2 separate regions of the Homo sapiens genome follow, and region 1 is linked to region 2. A link is a loop called in an ENCODE intact Hi-C map of the cell type or tissue named here. Cell type or tissue: CD4-positive, alpha-beta T cell. All regions are shown on one strand. Each heading gives the region's core, and the rest is flanking DNA. Links, peaks and the distances in the headings are about the cores only. Region 1 has its middle 21 kb from the start of MLANA. Region 2 overlaps BRD10 (bromodomain containing 10).

Region 1 (10,179 bases), core at 849-8,848, 54 kb before region 2:
TCCCAGCACTTTGGGAGGCCAAGGCGGGTGGATCACGAGGTCAGGAGATAGAGACCATCCTGGATTAACACGGTGAAACCCCGTCTCTACTAACAATACAAAAAAATTAGCTGAGCGCGGTGGCAGGCGCCTGTAGTCCCAGCTACTTGGGAGGCTGAGGCAGGAGAATGGCGTGAGCCCGGGAGGCGGAGCTTGCAGTGAGCCGAGATCGCGCCACTGTGCTCCAGCCTGGGCGACAGAGCAAGACTCCATCTCAAAAAATAATAATAATAATAATAATAATAATAATTTATATGCAGGCCGGGCGCAGTGGCTCACGCCTGTAATCCCAACACTTTCGCAGGCCGAGGCAAGCGGATCACCTGAGGTCAGGAGTTTGAGACCAGCCTGGCCAACAGGTCTCTACTAAAACCTGGTCTCTACTAAAATACAAAAATTAGCTGGGCGTGGTGGTGCACGCCTGTAATCCCAGCTACTCGGGAGGCTGAGGCATGAGAATCGCTGGAAACTGGGAGGAGGAGGTTGCAGTGAGCCAAGATCGTGCCACTGTACTCCAGCCCGGGCAACAGAGTGAGGCTCTGTCTCAAAAAAAAAAAAAAAAAAAATGATAATATAAGTAAATAAATAAATAAAAAATATATAAAATGAGTTCAGAAGAAAATACAGCTAAAAGTTAGCAGGGTTTATATCTGGGTTCTGACATTAATAGTAATTTAAATTTTCTTCCTCATTCTTTTTGCATTTTCCAAGTTTTTGGCAGTAAGTGTGTTACTTTTAATAATAATTTTTTAATCAAATAATTGTGAACACTTTATCATTATGTGATTGTTGTACGGTAGAATATAAATGAATAAAAGCAGATTTTAAACACGTAGGTGTGCTATTACACATAATACACTTCCATTTTGGGGGGTAAATTGCAGATGAGCCCCTCTCTTACACCAGTTTCCATTGGTGTTGGGACTATATTGTTTGTAGAACTATTACTAGTTACCTCTTTGATTTCTAGATCGAACAGGATATATTGTTTGGATAATATTTCTTCTGTTTCGGGGAACAGAACCAATATTATCCAAACAACATACCCAAACCATAGGATCCAACAATAGTGGGGAGAGGATAAGTAGGCAGAGGATTGTTGGATCCTACTGTTTGGATATATACAAACAGAGCTGCTCCTCCACACAGCCTGGGGGCTGTGCGAGAATGCTATTAATATGCAGACTATGACAAACAGCCCAGAATTGGTAGCTCACTTGATGCTTTTGAAATCACTTGTACACAGATTATCTCACCTCCCTCTCAACCACTCCAAAAGACTGATTTAGGTCAAGAACAGATGAACTTGTAATTTCATAGAACTGGAGGCATGGGAAACTAAGGAAACCTGTAATCAAATTTGAACAGAAGGTCTTCAAACCCAAAGTACTTGATTTGAATTAATAGTATTATAAAAGTTTTTTCAAAAATCTGAGTGGCGATGAGAGGGTCAGATGATGACCCAGCTGTGGGAAGAGAGGGTGGGGATGGGCAAAGAGCAAGGTATGTATATTAGTGCTGTGCTTCCTGTTCCTTTTCTATTCGTGAGCCCTCAGGCAAGTTACACAAGCTCCCTGAGCCTCATTGGCCTCATCTGTAAAATGGGACTGGTAATAAGAATGGGTTGTTTGAGGCCAGGCACAGTGGCTCATGCCTATAATCCCAGCACTTTGGGAGGCTGAGGCAGAAGGATTGCTTGAACCCAGGAGTTTGAGCAACATGGTGAGACCCCATCTCTACAAGAAAATTTAAAAATTACCTGAGCATGCTGGCGCACACCTATAGTCCTGGCTACTTGGCAGGCTGACACAGGAGGATCACTTGAGCCGAGGAGGTCAAGGCTGCAGTAGGCCATGATTACACCACTACGCTCCAGCCTGGGCAACAGAGCAAGACTCTGTCTTGGAAAAACGGGGGAGTGGGGGGGTCTTGTTTGAAAACCAAATGAGTTAATTTGTATGTATAACATGTGCAGAGTATGCTCATTAAATGAGTATTATATTTCTTATTTTCTGAAAAACCAGGAAAACAGTACTTTCTTATTTCTTCTTCAGAAGATGGGGCCAAGAGGGTGGGGAAGCCCACAGCCATTGCCTTGTCTTAGTAGGTCTAGGAGGCAGGGGGAGGCCTCTGCCATCCTTGCATGGTTGGGAAGAAGTAGAATTATACAGCAGTGACCCCAAAGGCCGACCTTGAGCAGCTAGAGGATAGGGGAGGTGGGCATCACTCACTTTGCAGTTTTGCCAGCGTGTCACTGTGGCTGACTGACCACCTCTGGCCAAGTTTGAAATAAAGACAGGGTGAGCTGAAATTCACATGACTGAGAGGCAGTGGAGCAGAGTGGTTCATGGTCTAGATTTCAGAGCCAGTTCAGCTGGGTTGGAATCCCTGTCTCTCCACATCCCGGCTGTGGCACCTGGCCGTGTTACTGAGTCCCCCTTTGCCTAAGTTTCCTCATCTGATGAAAAAGGAATGATGATGATGATGATGATGATGATAACAGTACCAACCTCTCAGTCTTGTTTTGAAGATTAAAGGAGTCCATTTGTATGAAGTGTTTAGAACTGCATCTGGCATGTGGCAGGGGTTTGCTCTTATTATTAGGCACACACTATGGAATGAATAGGAGAGACAATTTAGGTCAGAAAAGGTATCTGAGATATTGTTTCCCTGGATCACAGTTTACACTTGTAGACAGGTGGCAGAGAGCTTCAGAAAGGCTTGTTCAAGCTCAGATAGTCAGATGGCAGGAGGGAGGCCAAGAACCTTGGCTCCTCAACCCTTGGTCTCTGTGCTCCCTATGTAGCCACACTTGTGAATCCAGGCAAAGTTGTGTCATGAATATGAGACATCACCAGCTCTCTCATTGCTATGTCACCTCTGTGGGACCCCAGGAATCTATAGGCTCCCCACCTTAGCTGGAACAAAAGCTGGAATAAAGCAGGTAACAGGGTCAGCAGAGTTACCCTAAGTCGTTTGGGACTGCAGACAAGTTCACGGGAAAGGAAAGTTACTTGTTTGGTACCAAAAGCCACCAGCCAGCTAAAGAAACAACCCTGCCCTGGGGGTTAGAACGGCAGCCCCCGCTGAGGCAACTGGCCCAGCATTCCAGGGATTCAGACAACCCGAGAGCACGTACTCTGGAGGGAATATCGTGGCAGAAAACCGGGCCTCACAGTTACTGCTGGTCACATGACCCTCTGGTAAAGGCTAAGCGCAAACAGCAGAGAAGGAAATCTGATTTTTCCATAGGAAGACATGCTCTAATAAGGTTCTGATCTTTTCAATATCATTCATTACTTAATATAAAATATTATGCCAAAACATAATACCAAATAAATACCGCAGTAAACCATGCTAATCATAAACAATTAGAAAACATAGAAAACGTAATGAAGAAAGTAGAATTATCATTTTTATGTGGTTCTTTTTGGCTGTTTATGTGTATATAATATATAACTTGACACAATTTAGGTTATAAAGTACATTAAATTGTATATTCTGAATTTGGTATATTATTTCTTTTATTTATTATTTATTTATTCTTGAGACAGGGTCTCACTCTGACAGCAAGCCTGGAGTGCAGCGGTACGATCATGATTCACTGCCTTGACCTCCTGGGCTTCAGCAATCCTCCCACCTCAGCCTCCTGAGTAGCAGAGATAACAGGTGTGTGCCATCATGCTTAGCTAATTTTTGAAATTTTTTGTAGAGCTAGGATCTCACTATCTTACCCAGGCTGATCTTGAACTCCTGGGCGCAAGCACTCCTCCTGCCTTGGCCTCCCAAAGTGCTGGAATTACAAGGGTGAGCCACTGTTCCTGGCCTGCTTTTGGTATATTATAAGCATTTTTCCATGTCATTAAATATTCCTTAAAAATATTTTTAACAGCTGCAAAGCATTCTGTTGGATGGATGGACCATAATTCTTTGAAATATTATTAGGTTATTTTCAATTGTTTTTACAGCTACAGGAATGCAGCCCTAGATCACTTGTACTTCAATATGTGTGCACACCTCTGATTATGTCCTGAGGTTGAAATCCTGACATGGACTGGCTACTGAGGTTTTGCTTCTGCCCTTAGGAAGGACTTAAAGCTCCCCTTTCAGGGCCCCTTGGGAATGAGGAGGAGAAGGAGTGAAGTTAATGGAACAGATGCAAAATCATTCTCAGGACATGGTGGTAAAAGGTGAGGGTGTCAGTGATGGTAGGTTGGAAATGCTAGTGTCCACATGGGGGCCTCTCTCTCTAGCTTCCCACTTTTGGGGATTCTGTTCTCTAGCCTCCTGACCTGCCATCTTAGAAACCTGTCTCAAATGACTGTAGCAAAAGGGAGAGTCAATTGGAAGAATCCTGAAATATCTTCTGTAATCAAAAGAAGGGCATTTGACCAAACCATGGGAAGGGCAGGATACAGCTGGCCCTGGACCAACCAAATAACCCCATGGGAGGGCAGGTTCTCAAAGAATATGAAACTTCCACTTTGACCTCAAGGAGTTGGGGCAGGACAGTGCTCTCAGAAAAAGGAGATACTAGTTCCTGGAGAAAGGGAAGGCTCATGGCCTTTTGGATGTTGTTTTCTAAGAAGATGAGGTGGCAAGATGGACTTGGGGCTGCTGCCTCCCACTAGGGGCGCTACCTGCCCATGCTGTGGAAAAGTCTGGGCGTGGGAGCCTTTGTTCTGGTTTTGCTCGAGGCCTGAGGGAGGAACATTCTTTTAGATTGTCTCTCCGTTTCTTCCTGCTTTCAGGTTGGTGAGTCCTCTAGGACAAAGAGATTCAAGTATGGACCTTGGGGACAAGGGTGAAGGCAGCCAGTAGAGGGTTGCTCAGAGGTATACAATTAGCACTGTGGGCTTCCATAAGGTGCAGCCCAGCTCAACAACCTGAAGCTTTCACACAGAGATGTGGGGCCAAAACGAGTCAATAACAAATGCTGTGCTGATGCCTAGAGTGTCCCTAGTGCACATCTTTCTCCTGTACCTGTGGTAGAAGAAGGCTGGGAGTCCTAGCCAAATATCTGTCCAACTCTTCATCACTATCCAGAACAGAAGAACATGTTTAGGGCTTTTGAGACACATTGCCAAATTGCTCTGTTAAAAATGGAATATTTTGGGATCAAGCGAGAAGTCCAAACCAGGGGGCTCTTGCCAGTCCTGGGCATGTCATCCTCTCAATCAGCTTTAAGTAGCATGCCAGCATTCTGCACAGGATAGAGTTCTCCTTAGAATCAGTTGATCAGACATGACAGTCACAATCATACCACTGCTATTTGACAAAATATCGTATTGCTTTCTTCGATATAATGTTCTTATATCATTTTAAAAAACAGCTCCTGCTTTTTTTTAAGTAAAAAAAGTTGCTAGGGGAATGGAGTACTTTCAAACGTTGTTGAATTCAGAAGAGCTTCACTGGGACCCTGTTTTGCTGTGCTTTTTGTTGCCACTGAAGTTTCCTTCTTGAGCACAGGCATTAGCGTTCAGGTTGTAGGCTTTCTGCTTTCTCAGGGGTTGGTATTTCTTTGAAGACTGGCCAAACATGGATGAACACTTCATTGCAAGGACTGCCTACCATGACCTCTCTAAGCAACAACATGCTGTGATTGGCAGTGGGCCAGGAGGGCATGTGACAGGCTCACACCAGTAGCCACAGACTGGTATTAGCTGAAACGTCAAACCCTGTGTGGTTGTTGTATAGTTGCATGATTGAATCAAAGAATATTAGAGCTGGACGGACCCTTGGAGACCATAGATTTCAACCCTTTCCACCAGATCTACCCACCTTACAAATAAAGGAATTGAGACCCAGGGAGAAGAAAAGGCTTATCCATGGTTACACATAAAGAATAATCAGAATCAAGAATAAGGTGAGGCCAGGCGTGGTGGCTCACACCTGTAATCCCAGCACTTTGGGAGGCTGAGGCGAGTGGACCATCTGAGGTCAGGAGTTTGAGACAAGCCGGTCAACAAGGTGAAACCCCATCTCTACTAAAAATACAAAAATCAGCCGGGCATGATGGTGGGTGCCTATAATCCCAGCTACTTGGGAGGCTGAGGCAGGAGAATTGCTTGAACTTGGGAGGCAGAGGTTGCAGTGAGCCCAAGATCATGCCATTGCGCTCCAGCCTGGGCAATAGAGCAAGACTGTGTCTCAAAAAAAAAAAAAGAATAGGCTGGGTGTAGTGGCTCACGCCTGTAATCCCAGCACTTTGGGAGGCCAAGGCAGGCGGATCACCTGAGGTCAGGTGTTCGAGACCAGCCTGGCCAACATGGCAAAATCTCATCTCTACTAAAAGTACAAAAATTAGCTGGGCGTGGTGCCGGGTGCCTGTAGTCCCAGCTACTCAAGAGGCTGAGGCAGGAGAATTGTGCCACTGCACTCCAACCTAGGTGACAACAGCGAGACTCCGTCTCAAAAAAAGAAGAAGAAGAAGGTGAAATTTTTACAGTGTTAAAAAATAAGAACCATCAGCCTAGGATCCTGTACCGAGAAATTATCCTTCCAAAGAGCAGAAGAGGCTTCCAGTTTTCAGTCTGGCATGTAAAGGGCATGGAAGTCATCACTTCATCCTGGCAACAAGGAAAAAGCTAAACAAACTGAAAAAATAACTCGTCCTAGATCTGTCAAGGAAGTGAGGTCACAGGACAAACTGCTGCCCCCCAAATTAGAGACAGACAGGCAGATAATGAGAATCCAAACTTGCTGGAGCAGAAACTCACAAGCAGAAACCTCTGAGAGCCAGTGTCACTGCAGGAAAAACCTGCTCTATGATTAACAAACGAATGGCTGGAGGCTTGGCAATGACAAGTCTGAGAGTTAAGAGCCCCATGGACCCAGTTATAGGTAAAACACTTTTGTGAGTTTACCTTCTGGAGCTCTACCAGGTTCTCAGAGTGAAGACTGAGGGAAAAATCCCTTTATGTTCCTGGAAGAGAAAGGGAAAAGGAACCATTTTGAAATATACCAGAGCATTCTGGTCCCGTTAAGGCCTGCCCCAAGAGAAACTATTTTACCAGGATCTACCCTATTGGGGCTTAATTAGAGCTGACCTAGGGAAGGGAAATATCCAACTCTAGCCTCTTTTCCCATTCTGTCTCATGTAAGGGGTGGAGGGGAAACTGAGGAGCCCTTATAAAGTTCTCAGCCCTGATGCACAGGCTCCCTAAAAGACTGTGACCCAATCACAGGACTATAGAATGCTACCCCCACACCTCACACCACACCACTAAAGGCCTGTCTACCTAGTGCGTCATGCCTGCCTTTCAAAAAAAAATTACAAGGCATAAATTACAAGGCAAAAAGTTACAAGGCAAAAAACACTGTTCAAAGGGACAGAGCAAGCATTAAAACCAGACTCAGATGTGGCAAAAATGTTGAAATTATCAGACAACATTATTACACCAGGAACATTATCAGGCCAGGAATTTAGAACATTGTGAGGCCAGGAATTTAAAACAACTATGAAGAATATGCTAAGAGCTCGCATAAAAGTAAGTAAACAACGTGCAAGAGCAGATGGGTGCTGTAAGAAGAGAGACGGAAAATCTAAGAAAGAATAAAAAAAAAAGGCTAGGCTCAAAAACACTGCAACAGAAATGAAGAATGCCTTTGATAGGCTGGGCATGGCTGAAGAAAAATCTCTGAGTTTGAGGATTACATCCATAAAGCGCCTAAAACTGAAAAGCAAAGAGAAAAAGGATGGAAGAAGCAAAACAAAAACAAAAACCCAGGACAGAATAGTGGGACAACTACAAAACATACAATATTCATTTAATGGGAATACCAGAAGAAAAGGAAAGGAAGAAAGGAATAGAAGAAATATTTAAAACAATAATAACTGAGGCCAGGCATGGTGGCTCACGCCTGTAATCCCAGCACTTTAGGAGGTTGAGGTGGGTGGATCACTTGAGGTCAGGAGTTCAAGACCAGCCTGGCCAGCATGGCGAAACCCCATCTCTACTAAAAATACAAAAACAATTAGCTGGGCATGGTGACACACGCCTGCAATCCCAGCCACTTCGGTGGCTGAGGCACGAAAGAAAATTGCTTGAACCCGGGAGGCAGAGGTTGCAGCGAGCCGAGATCGCCACTACACTCCAGCCTGGGCAACAGAGAAAGACCCTGTTTAGAAAAACAAAACAAAAACAAAAACAAACAAACAAAAGATAATAACTGATAATTTCCCTCAAATTAATATCAGACACCAAACCACAGATCCAGGAAGCTCAGAGAACATCAAGCAAGATAAATGCCAAGAAACTCCCACATTTAGCGTATTATATTCAAACTGTAGAAATAAAAGATAAGGAAAAAATCTTGAAAGAAGCCAGAGGAGAAAACAACTTAGTACATGGAGGAGCAAAGATAAGAATTACATCTGACTTCTCTTTAGACAGCATGCAATCGGCCGGGTGTGGTGGCTCATGCCTGTATTCCCAGCACTTTGGGAGGCTGAGATGGGAGGATCACTTGAGCCAAGGAGCTTGAGACCAGCCTAGCCAACATAGTGAGACCGCGTCCCTACAAAAAATTTAAAAATTAGCTGGGCTTGGTGGTGCATACCTGTAGTCACAGCTAATCTGGAAGCTGAGGTGGGAGGATTGCTTAAACCCAAGAGTTCAAGGCTGCAGTGAGCTACGATGGTGCCACTGCACTCCAGCTTGGGTGACACAGTGAGACCCTGTCTCTAAAAAAGTTAGGAAAAAAAGAAAAGAAACCATTCAATTAAGAATAGAATGGCTTGAAACAGTGTTGAGTTGAGAGGAGGAAGAAAAAAACCCAACACCAACCTAGAAGTCTATAACCTGTGAAATTATCCTTTGAAAGTAAAAGAGAAAAAAAGACTTTTTTAGACAAACAAAAATTCAGGGAGTTTGTCACCAGCAGACCTGCCTTGCAAGAAATGTTAAAAGAAGTTCTTCTGAGAGAGGAAATGACATGGGTAAGTGTGATATTATGATAGCTATATATTGGTCTTCGTCTTGTTACAGTCTTTTGTTATAATGTTGGGACACTTTAGGTCTCCGAAGCAGGCCTCAGGAAACAGAATCTCTCTCTCTGACCTTTTCCTGCCCCTCCTTCATCCACCAGAGAGGGTCCTGTCCCCTACCCTGGAGGAAGGAATGCTACACAGACAGACCAAAAAGAATCTGGACAGGCCTTGCTGAGTTTCCCCACTCAGTCTATTCCTATGAGATCCTACCCTTTTGGTCCAATCACATTTCTACATGGTGGTCAATCATGCCTTTCCAGTGACGTCTCCATAAAAGGCCCAAGAGAAGCTGTGTGCTTAGCATGCACCTGTAATCCCAGCTACGTGGGAGCTTGGGTGGCTGAGGCAGCAGTTCAAAGCCAGCCTGGGTAACATAGCAAGACCCCCCCTCTCTAAAAAAAGCAAAAGCAAAACCAAAACAAAATGCTCAAGAGGACAAGGTTTGGGGAGCTTCCTAGTAGCTGAAGACCTGGAGATTCCTGGAGGGCAGTGCGCCCAGGGAGGGCATGGAGGGTCCATGCTCCTTTTTCCATACCTCACCCTATGCATCTCTTCATCTGTAATATACTTTATAATCAGCTGGTGTCCAGCAGCGGTGGGGGCCAGCCTTGGGGACAGAGCCCTCAACCTGTGGGATCTGATGCTATCTCCAGGTAGATAGTGTTGGAGTTGAATTGGAGGCCACCCAGTGGGTATCCACCGCAGACTTGATTGCTTGCTTGGCAGTGGAAAGAAACACTTCTCACATGTGGTCACAGAAGTCTTCTGTGTTGATGACTGCTGTTTTGAGTGAGAGAATAGAAAAAAGCAAGTTGAGGGTTAAACATAAACACACACATACACACACACACTCACAGTAAGGTATGCAGATCCACATGAAGAAAAGAAGAGCATAAAATGAAAAATTTCCCATCTCTACAGTAAAACACCCAAACAAAACAAATAAATTCCCAAAACATCTGCTTCTGGCCTCAGTGTACGTAGTTGGAAGAGGGAAAGGAAAGATGACCCAGAGTTGATGGGGGAAAGATGTTGCCCTGAAGGAAAAGGGAAGGAAGGAGCCCCCAGGGCTAAAGGAAGGGGCTCAGTGACTTGGTCGAGCCTGGACTGGCGGGGGTTACTTCTGCTTGAGAGTGGGGCCTGGAACA
Region 2 (10,179 bases), core at 1,566-9,565:
GGTATTCAAACAAAGAAATACAGCAACTCAGTTTATTACATGCAGATTCTTCTGCATTGTTGCTAACAGTTCACTGGTCCAAAATTACTAAAATACTTAAAAAACTATACATTATGTAAACAAAACATAAATAAGACAGCATAGTTCTTTGTACATATATTTAGTACAGGTTGTTAGGGATTCTGGAATATGTACAATTTTACATCATGGACTGCATTTTTCACAATGCATAAATATATATATGTATTTTTTTTTTTACAGAAACAAAAATAAGATTTCACTAATGACACTGAATACCATATCATAGATATGCTGCAACAGTCCAAATTCAAGAAGAAACATGTCAATGTAAATGTGCAAAAGGCTAGCTTACTCTAAACTATTCAAACTTTGTTCACTTTATGTTCTACAGACAGGTAAATCCTGACTTTAAACACAGAACCTTGAAACCCTCCTCAGAACAGTAAGTGAAATGGAACAGATCTTTCCCTCCCCAAGAAAACAAAGCCTTGTTGCAAGCTAATGAAAAGATACATTAAAACACACACACACACACACACACACACACACACACACACACAATGTATAGTATGCTTTCAACAGTATAATAAACATTGAAAATTTTTATGGGAGTCAAAACAATGCCCCATTATTTAAAAACTGGCTCTTTTAGTCTAAATTCAAGATGCAGCTCTGTCAGGCTTCTCTAAGCCCGACGACTGAAAAGCAGGGAAGACAGACGCAGGACTTCGACTGGCAGATACAACAATCTGAGAGAGAGATGGAGAGAGTGAAGAAACCTTAGATGCTGGAGTATTTATGGTATTCAAAATGGCTCCTTCTGGGCTAACCAACAATTTTTTGACAGGTGGGTCCAAATGAAACACTGAAGTGCTACTTGGCAGTGGAGGATTACTGGGGCAAATGGCAGAAACCAAAGATGTCTTAGCCAAAAGAGTAGCTGGAGACTTAATTACTGAAGTCAGTGATACTGTTGGTACAGGAGGTGGAACAGGAACCTTAGCAGTTGTGTTTATGAGTTGTGGTGATGTATGTACTGTGGGTATAGAACTTGCATTCCCAAAAGAGTTTATAAATTTTGTAGGGCTTCTTAGAGGATGTTGTAGAGGTTGGCCACTTAAGGAATTATTTGATGCTAGTGTGATCTTCTGGGCAGAGTTATCTATTGGTGTAGATTGAATGCCTTGGCCACTGTTAAGAACTAAGGGGGCTCCATATTTTGGATTAGTAGATATAAGGAGAACATGGCTGCCAGCTCCAAGACCTTGTGGTGGAACAATAAACCGGGTTCCGTTAATCATAATCTGAGTACCAGGTGCCAAAGGTGTACTGGTATTGATGACTATTTTTTGCTGAATACAAGGTTCACTGAACTGACTCCCGACTAGACTAGTTACATTGGATGGTGCCGAAGCCGTGTGAATGGTAGTGCCACCTGGAGCAGAACTGTAACTGGGGGTTTTTACTAAAGCTTGCTGATTTGGCAGAGAAGCAAAATTGGACGTATTAGTTATTTTACCTGGACTTGTTGAAAGGGACGACAATTCAGTTTGAGGTTTATTTGTGTTTACATTTGTTGGCACTGTAGTTGAAATCCCTGGTGAATGGAACTGGAGTGAAGTCCGAGATTGTCTTTTAGAAATAGATACAGAACGTGTGGCTCCTGGTACTGCTGCCGAATGTGGAACTGTGTTTATTATTTTAGGGGATGTAGTCGCAGGTGTAGGTAAGGCAACCGTAACAGGAATTTGCAAAGCTGATGTTAAACATTTAGGAGACACTACTGGTTGTGTAGTTGAAATCAGAACAGATGATGCAAGGTGTCCTGTTTTCACAGTTGATATAGCCACAGTGTTTCCGAGACTTGATGAGCAAAGTCTATTTGACAAAATAGGCATAATTCTTGAAGAGGTATCATTTCCACTGACTAAAACAGGAGGTTGTGCCCCAGCTGAAGCAGAGGCTGAGGTCACTGGAAAGGAACCCAAAGATAAATTTGCTCCGGTAACTGAAAGCACATTTACTGCTCTTGCTGAAGAAACCACTGATTCATTAACAGGGGTAATATTCTGACTCACAAAATTTGAGCTTACTGGAACTGAATTACCACTTGTTGACAATGGCAAAATATAGCCCTTGCTACTTTTGTCTTCTCCTTTTGGGGTTACATTTTGTAATATGTTAATTGATGGTATAGCTGGCACAGTGCCTGAAGTATTTACAATTGCTTGACCTATGTTTAGTCCAATTTTCACATCCTTTATCTGAGACACAGCTGGTGATGAATTTATTTTTATTGGTGTGCCCACTGTAGACGGAATCAGTACTATTTGGGGTTGCTCTGGAGTCTTAACATATGCTTTATGCAATGGAGGAGGAAGAGTTTGTTTTAATGATTCTGCAACAAGAGTTGGGGTTGATGTACCACTAGGAACTGGGGCATTAATAAAAACTAATTTCTGGGCAGAAACACCTGTAGATGTCAGCGCAGGTGTCATATTAATTGCAGTTCCATTGCCAGAAGAAAGAATAGATGGAGCTGATACCAGCATAAGTTTCTGAACTGGAGTCCCACTGATTACATCTCCATTTGTTGCTGCTGTTGCTTCTGACCTTGTAACAGGGTAACTTTTTGTGATATAATCTACTTGTTGCTGTTTAGTTGGAGTATGAATAATATTTGCATTGTTTTGTCCAAAATTTGCTGCTGATATGCTAATTACACTTACCGAACTACTTGTTGTTGATGGTAGTAGAGTACTAGAACAAATAGAGGACTTCAAGGGAGAAGAGGGCATGTGTGAAGTTTTATCTATCACGTGGCCCAAATCACCACTGCCAGTGGTGTGGCCTAATGTAAGTTTGAGATTTTTCCCCATGGATGGGGCAAAGCTAGCTGGAATGGAAACAGAAGTTGGTGTTTGGCTAAAAGGTGAAAGACTAGATGTAGTAGTTGTTCCAGCTACAGGTGAAAAAGCAGAGGAAGAAGTTGTTGATTTTGGCACCAGAAATGCCTGCAGCTGAGGAGCAAAAGTGAAAACTGAACTTGAAGATACAGTATTGGGTGAATTTTGATCTGGGTTGGTCTGTACTTTTACAACTCCAGTGTTCCCACCTCGTGTCCTAACAAGAATTGACTGTGAATCTCTTATGCACACAGTTTTCAGCTCTTGCTTTGCTTCAGAAGAATCAGCAGTCTGTTGTGCAAAACAGTTGAAGGAACTACCAGGATTTGTAGACCCATTTAGTGTTGTTGTTGATGACAGAGGCTGACCTGTGGAGGAAATGGTCGGTGAAGCACTGGGCAAGGAGAATGTGGCTGCTGAAACTGCATTCTTGGCTTTTCCTGCCTCACTCTGGCTAGTCTTAACTGATGGTGTTAATAAGTTACTTACAGAGGTTACAGGCGACAAAGGCTGTGGTCTAGCACTACTTATATTTGATAAAGGTGTAATTGTTTTGTTGAAAGCTGTATTTGGTAGTTGGGTAGAAACAGTTCCTGGTGAGTTGACAAAAACTGATGCTAAAGAAGAATTTATATTTGTTGTCTGTGGGAAAGATGAACAATGTTGTTCTGTACCTTTCTGTTGAAGTGGTGGCACTTCTTTTGCAACTGCTTTTCCTTCTTTATGCTGAATCACAAAATTCTTAGGCAGAATAAGAACTTGCTGCATGATTTTTTCTCCTGTTTTAGGATCCACCATAGGCTGCACCTGAATCTTTACAGAGCTATTTTGAAGATCTATTGGCAACCACTGGCCACAGGGCATTTTGTATACCATTTGTAAAGGACCTTTTGTATTGGTGTGGCAGGTCAATGCTGGCTTTATCGGGCTTGCTTCCGGAGGAGATAAAACTGGTTTTTCCACAGCAAGAGCATTTCTACCTGTGGAAGGAGGCAGTTGATTTGTTAAGGTCACTTTATTCCCAATATTCTTTGCAAGCAAAGCCTGAATGGGTTTGGTCCCTTTCTGGAGAGTAGACACTGGTACTGAATCCAATGAGGCAAATGACTCTGGAAATGATGGCTCTGTATGCTTTGATTCACTGAAACAGTCAATCTGCACATCACTTTCTAGATTCTCAACTGTTGTCTCATTTGTGCTTAACTTTGCCTTCTTCCTTGGAGAAAGCTCTTTTGTGCTGTCATCCACATAATCAGTTTGTTTGGACTGTCGTTTAAGTGTTTTAAGCAGTGTCTTCGGTAAGTCTTTTGAAGGCAATTCCTTTTTCAACAGCTTGCTTCTAGCCATAGGAAAATCTATTTCTGACAACTTCATATCATCTGAAAATTATAAAAACGGGCATTTTGTTTATATAAAACAGCAACTAAATAGTAATAACATCAACTGTAAAAAAGAAAGTCAATCTTTGAGCTGGCAGTGTATTAAGAAATCTACTGCAGGGTGATTCAAAAGCCTTAGCACCACTGATGAAGACAAAGGTAAGGTCATCTTTGACATGATAATCTAGATATCATAACCATGCCCAAGAAAAACCTATTATTGAGAAAATTTTTTTGGTCAAAATTTTTGGTCAAGAATTCTGCTAATTCTTCTGCCAGTGTAAGTGCAAAAAACTGTTTCATTAGAAATACCCAAATAAACAATCAGGGCTCAGAATTTAATTTGCAAAGGAATCTAGTTCTCTTTTTCTAGCTAGGAACATTTTGATACCATAGAGAGATGGTTCTCCAATCTATTCTATTTCTAGAGACTCTAAAGGACAAAAAATATCCAGCTTTTACTGATGTTCATCCTTATAGTGAAAAAATTTATGTTCATATTCGGTCAAACTAGGTTTATAAGACATTACTCTTAATTTGCCAAAGATGGAAAACAATAAGTTAATGCATTTCTAACCACTCTGTTGCCCATATTAACCTCTACATAACCAAAGAAAGTCATTAAACTAGATTTACATAACGTAATCTGATAAACTGAAATGAATTACAGGTAATCTAATCCAGCCCTTTATCCTTATTAAAATGATGTGTTCATTCTGGTCTCATTAGGCCATCAACCATGGTAATTCCTGAAAAAATAATCTTCACAATATTAAGAACTTGTCAAATTCTATTTCTAAAGTAAATTTCAGATACAGTGCTTCAAAAATACTAATAATAAAAAGAAGAGCATGAACCAATTTCAAAGGGATTACAGATCAAGGGTGTGTGGTTTGTAATGGGCAATGACAGGCCTACAGTTTGCAGTCAATTACTGGCTCCTGAAACTCCTAGAAATGTAATAATGACTCCAAGAAACTTTTTTTTTTTTTTGAGACAGCATTTTGCTCTGTTGCCCAGTCTAGAAAGCAGTGGACAGCTCACTGTAACCTTAAATTCCTGGCCTCAAGTGATACTCCTATCTCGACCTCTTGAATAGCTGGGACTACAGGGATGCAACCACCATGCCTGGCTAATTTTTATTTATTTTTTTGTTGAGATGGGGTCTCGCTATGTTGCCTAGGCTAGTAGAAACTTCTTATAAGGATGTGGACACTACTTCTTCAAAACATAACAGATTTCCCTAATCAATATATTTCATTGACCATATTATCTTTTGCCTTCACAGCAAACAAAAACTTCTCTTTGTGCCTTCAGTGTTGACTTAAAAAAAAAGTTTAATGCTTACCTGAATCAAAGTGATCTTTCTCCAGGATATCCAGAGGTTCTGTTGAGTCTATAGACTTACTGATTTCTCCCTTAGGAGAGTCTTTTCCAAGATCTCCTTCACCTTCATCAGTGGTCCATAGTTCTCTATTAAATGTATCATGATCAGGTTGTCTTCTGAAATCATCATAGTCTTTCTTCAGGCGGCTCCTGAAATAAAATGCCCAACATAATAAATAATACATATGATTTAAATTCTTGGAATCTAAACTAACTTTTAACATTTTAAACTACATATGGAAATATTTTTTATTAAGTCACTAGAAATGCTTTAATCTTAAGTGTGTCTAAGATGCTTAGTTCAGTCTTGCCAATGCTCAGGAAGACAGAACCTATGGTATAGGCATAAGAAACTTGAAACTTAAAAAATTATATGTATCTGGCCAGGCATGGTGGCTCATGCCTATAATCCCAGCACTTTGGGAGGCCGAGGTAGGCAGACCTCTTGAGCCCAGGAGTTTGAGACCAGCCTGGCCAACACGGTGAAGCCCTGTCTCTACTAAAAATACAAAAATTAGCCAGGCGTGGTGGTGGGCACCTGTAATCCCAGCTATTCGGGAGGCTGAGGGACGAGAACTGCTTGAACCCAGGAGGTGGAGGTTGCAGTGAGCCAAGATCATGCCACTGCAGTCCAGCCTGGGCGACAGAGCGAGACTCCATCTCAAAAAAAAAAAAAAAGAAAGAAAAGAAAAAAAATTATATATATCTGCAAATTTCAGAATAAAGATTTGAACATACCATCTGATCATCTTTATAAAGGTTGCTGTTAGACCAATTAAATGAGACAACTAATTTTTTTTCTAGCTGCACTGACAGATTAGAGTCTTAAAATTACTGACTATAACACATCTTAAAAGGTCATTTAAAAAAAGTTTAAGCCAGAAATTCTAAGCACCAGTATCTATTTTTGTGACTATCATACAGAGAGTAACAAATCTATCACTTAATCCTGGGAGTAATTGTATCTAAACCTTTCAATCTTAATAGAAATATTTTAAAAAATTATGCCTAGGAAAACAAAGCTGAAAAGTAATCTTTCACAGAGATCTTTTTCATATAAAAACATAATAGCTTTATTTCTGAGAAACTAGAGATGGAAACATGGTATTTTAGAGATCCTTCATTATTCCTTTTGTTTTCAACTAAGTGTTCTACCTTATCCTCAACTTTTACCCTTAGTGTCGTTTATTCAAAAAATAAACATGAACATATGTTCTCCATTTCCTTCTTCCTTTCCTTTCCTCCTTCGTCTTGCTCTGTCACCCAGATTGGAGTGGAGTGGCACAATCTCGGCTCACTGCAACCTCTGCCTCCCAGGTTCAAGCAGTTCTCCTGCCTCAGCCTCCTGAGTAGCTGGGATTACAGACACGCGCCACCACAACTGGCTAATTTCTGTATTTTTAGTAGAGACGGGGTTTCACCATGTTGGCCAAGCTGGTCTCAAATTCCTGACCTCGTGATCTGCCCACCTTGGCCTCCTAAAGTGCTGGGATTACAGGCGTGAATCACTGCGCCTGGCCATGTTCTCCAATTTATTTTTGCTATACATTCTTATTTGTGCACATTAGATTTTAAGTCCTACCTCTGTCACTTACCAGTTGTAAGACTTTCAATTTTAACTTAGTTTTTTGAGACAGGGTCTCGCTTTGTCGCCAGGCTGGAGTACAAGTGGCACAATCTTGGCTCACTGTAACCTCCACCTCCCAGGATCAAGCAATGCACCCACCTCAGCCTCCTGAGTAGCTGGGACCACAGGCATGCACCACCATACCTGGCTAATGTTTGTATTTTTTGTACAGACACAGTTGCACCATATTGCCCAGGCTTTAAATTTTTTATTTATTTATTTTTTTTGAGACGGAGTCTCACTCTGTTGCCCAGGCCAGAGTGCAGTGGCGCGATCACAGCTCACTGCAAGCTCCGCCTCCTGGGTTCATGCCATTCTCCTGCTTCAGCCTCCTGAGTAGCTGGGACTACAGGTGCCCGCCACCACACCCGGCTAATTTTTTGTGTTTTTAGTAGAGACGGGGTTTCATCATGTTAGCCAGGATGGTCTTGATCTCCTGACCTCGTGATCTGCCTGCCTCGGCCTCCCAAAGTGGCTTTTAATTTTTAAAACATTAAAATTCCTTAATTTCCAAAACATTAAAATTCCTTAATTTTCTAAGCATCAGTTTACTTATTACAAATGAGAATAATAATAGTACTTACCTCTCAGTACGTGTGGCACATAAATATTCAACAAATGTTAGTTAATAATTGCTTTCAGTTTATGTAGGTTTTCAATTATTGTTAAGGGTTTTATGGAAGCACATGAGGGCTGTGAAAGGTATTAGAATGGGTTACCAAATGATAATCATAAAATGAATTTCCCTTTCAATCTATAAGATTGGAATGAAAAAATATCTATGTGGGGATAGTATAAAGTTCTCCTCCCTTCTCACTCTCAGTAACCTTCTCGGTCTCAGTTAATGGCTTTACTTCTTATTTCAAGAAAAATGGAGGCAATCAGAAGAGAACTTTCACATGCTCACACCTCATCTGCAACTCACCTTAATGTATATTCCTATTCTCCATCTCCCTACCTAAGCTAACACCTCCATTTAAATGCATCCTCTTACCTAATCAAGGATAACACTCTACCAAATGTCCCTTCCTTTACCTGAATCCATTTTTTGTCTACTAAATCATTTCCATCAGTACACAAACATGTTATTCTATCACACAAACGACAACAACAAAACACACTCTCTTAACCTCTTTTCCTTCCAGATACTGCTCCATTTCTCTATTCCACCTTATAGCAAAACTCCATGAAAGAGGACTCTTCCATTTCTCTCCCCTAATTCTCCTGAATAGACTTCTAAGACTTTTATCCACTCTTCTACTACCACAGCTCACCAAGGTCATTAATATGATCCTCATGTTGCCAAATTAAATAATAAATTCTTATTTCTCATTTCCTCAACCCATCATGAGCAGCCCTCCTTTATGAAACATTTTCTTTACCTGGTTTCCAAAACACTTCTCTTCCTTGACTATCTTCCTGTTTTACTGAGCACTCCTTCAAAGTCTCTTCTACTGAGTCCTACTCATCTTGGCCACTTCTACATGCTGGAAGGTCTAATGCTCGCTTTTCTTTTCTTCTCTATCTATGCTCATATACTAAGTGATTTCTACCAGCCTTATGTCTTTAAATACAATCAAGATGCTGACAGCTCCCAAATTTGTACCTCCAGACTCCCTTGAACTCAGACTCCTATACTGAACTGCTTATTCAATAACACCAATTATATGTCTAAAGAGCATATCAAAGTTAACATGTTCAAATCCAACTCTTCAATCCCCTCTACCTCTCAAATTTGCTACTCCTTGAGTTTCCCCTATCTCAGTTAATGGCAATTCCATTATTCCAGTTGTTTAGACCAAAAATAGTGGGTATCATCTTTTTCATTCCTCACTTTCTCTCATACTCCACATATCCAATCCTTAAGCAAATTCTACCAATCCTACTTTCAAGGTATATCCAGAATCCAGCCACTCCTTGGTATCTGCACTGCTACTATCCTAGTCCAAGCCTCTACCATTTTTCTCCTGGATTACTGCTATAGTATACTGGTTTCCCTGCTTTCATCTTTGTCCTATTACATTTATCTCCACCCAACAGAGTGATTGCTTTAAAACATAAATCAAATCATGTCCCTTCCCTGCTTAAAACCCTTCAATGGCTTCTCACCTAACTCAGTGTAAAAACTCCAATTCTTAAAGATCTACATGATCTGGCTTCCTTCCTCCTTACCTCTCTGACTCTTGCCTGTTACCACATTTCTCTTCACTCGCTCTGCTCTGGTTACACTTGCCTCTTTGCATCTCCACTAAACGCCAAACATGCTATCAACTCTAGGGCTTTAGTACCTTCTATTCCCTCTGCTTTCCCCTCAGAAATCCACAGAGCTCCCTTCCTCATTTCTTTAAGGTCTCTGTTCAAACACCAACTCATCAGGGAAGCTTTCCCTGACACCTGATCAAAGAGTAACCTTCACCCTGCCCAAATCAGCCATTTCTTAACCCCCTTACCTTGCTTTATTTTTCTTCACAGCACTTTTTTTTGCCATCTGACATTTGAGTGTGTTTTTTTCCATGAGAATGTAAGTCACAGAGTGGAGACTTTGTTTAGTCAACAATATTTTCTCAGGGCTTAGAAAGAGCCTTGCACACAGTGGGCAGTCAAAAATATCTGCCGAATTACAAATGACTGGAAAACTACTAAATGATTCCAGGACATCATCCAAAAATCGTAAATTAAGGACCATAAAATAAGTAAAACAGATTATAACATTAAAATTACCTGTTTCTTTGGAAAGCCTTCATTAACTTTGGTTCCCATGGCAGCAATTCATTTAAAAGACGTATCAATGTACTATGTAATTCTTTTACAGCTTGCCTCCGATGATACCATTTTCCCTAAAAATAATGTTTAAAGTAAA

What was found. Hi-C counts contacts between places; a loop is a spot of excess contacts. Peaks named below come from ENCODE experiments on the same cell type or tissue, not always from the same donor. Only the 100,000 strongest peaks of a DNase experiment are listed, where the experiment ranks them.
Region 1: it touches region 2 in a loop (1.9-fold over the local background); 2 of 110 quality-filtered maps call a loop at or near these places.

Annotation. Positions count from the first base shown.
Region 1 is chr9:5,865,253-5,875,431 of GRCh38, forward strand. It overlaps a transcript of ERMP1 not described here. Among named protein-coding and RNA genes, the nearest start is that of MLANA, 21 kb to the right of the region's middle. In CD4-positive, alpha-beta T cell, for the core only: no CTCF peak of the experiment used is centred there; a DNase peak (open chromatin) is centred at 4,679.
Region 2 is chr9:5,919,004-5,929,182 of GRCh38, forward strand. It overlaps BRD10 (bromodomain containing 10), which reads right to left. Exons shown (of 8, transcript NM_001017969.3): 6 at 10,041-10,156; 7 at 5,655-5,842; 8 at 19-4,306. The coding sequence ends at 681. Among named protein-coding and RNA genes, the nearest start is that of MLANA, 33 kb to the left of the region's middle. In CD4-positive, alpha-beta T cell, for the core only: no CTCF peak of the experiment used is centred there; no DNase peak of the experiment used is centred there.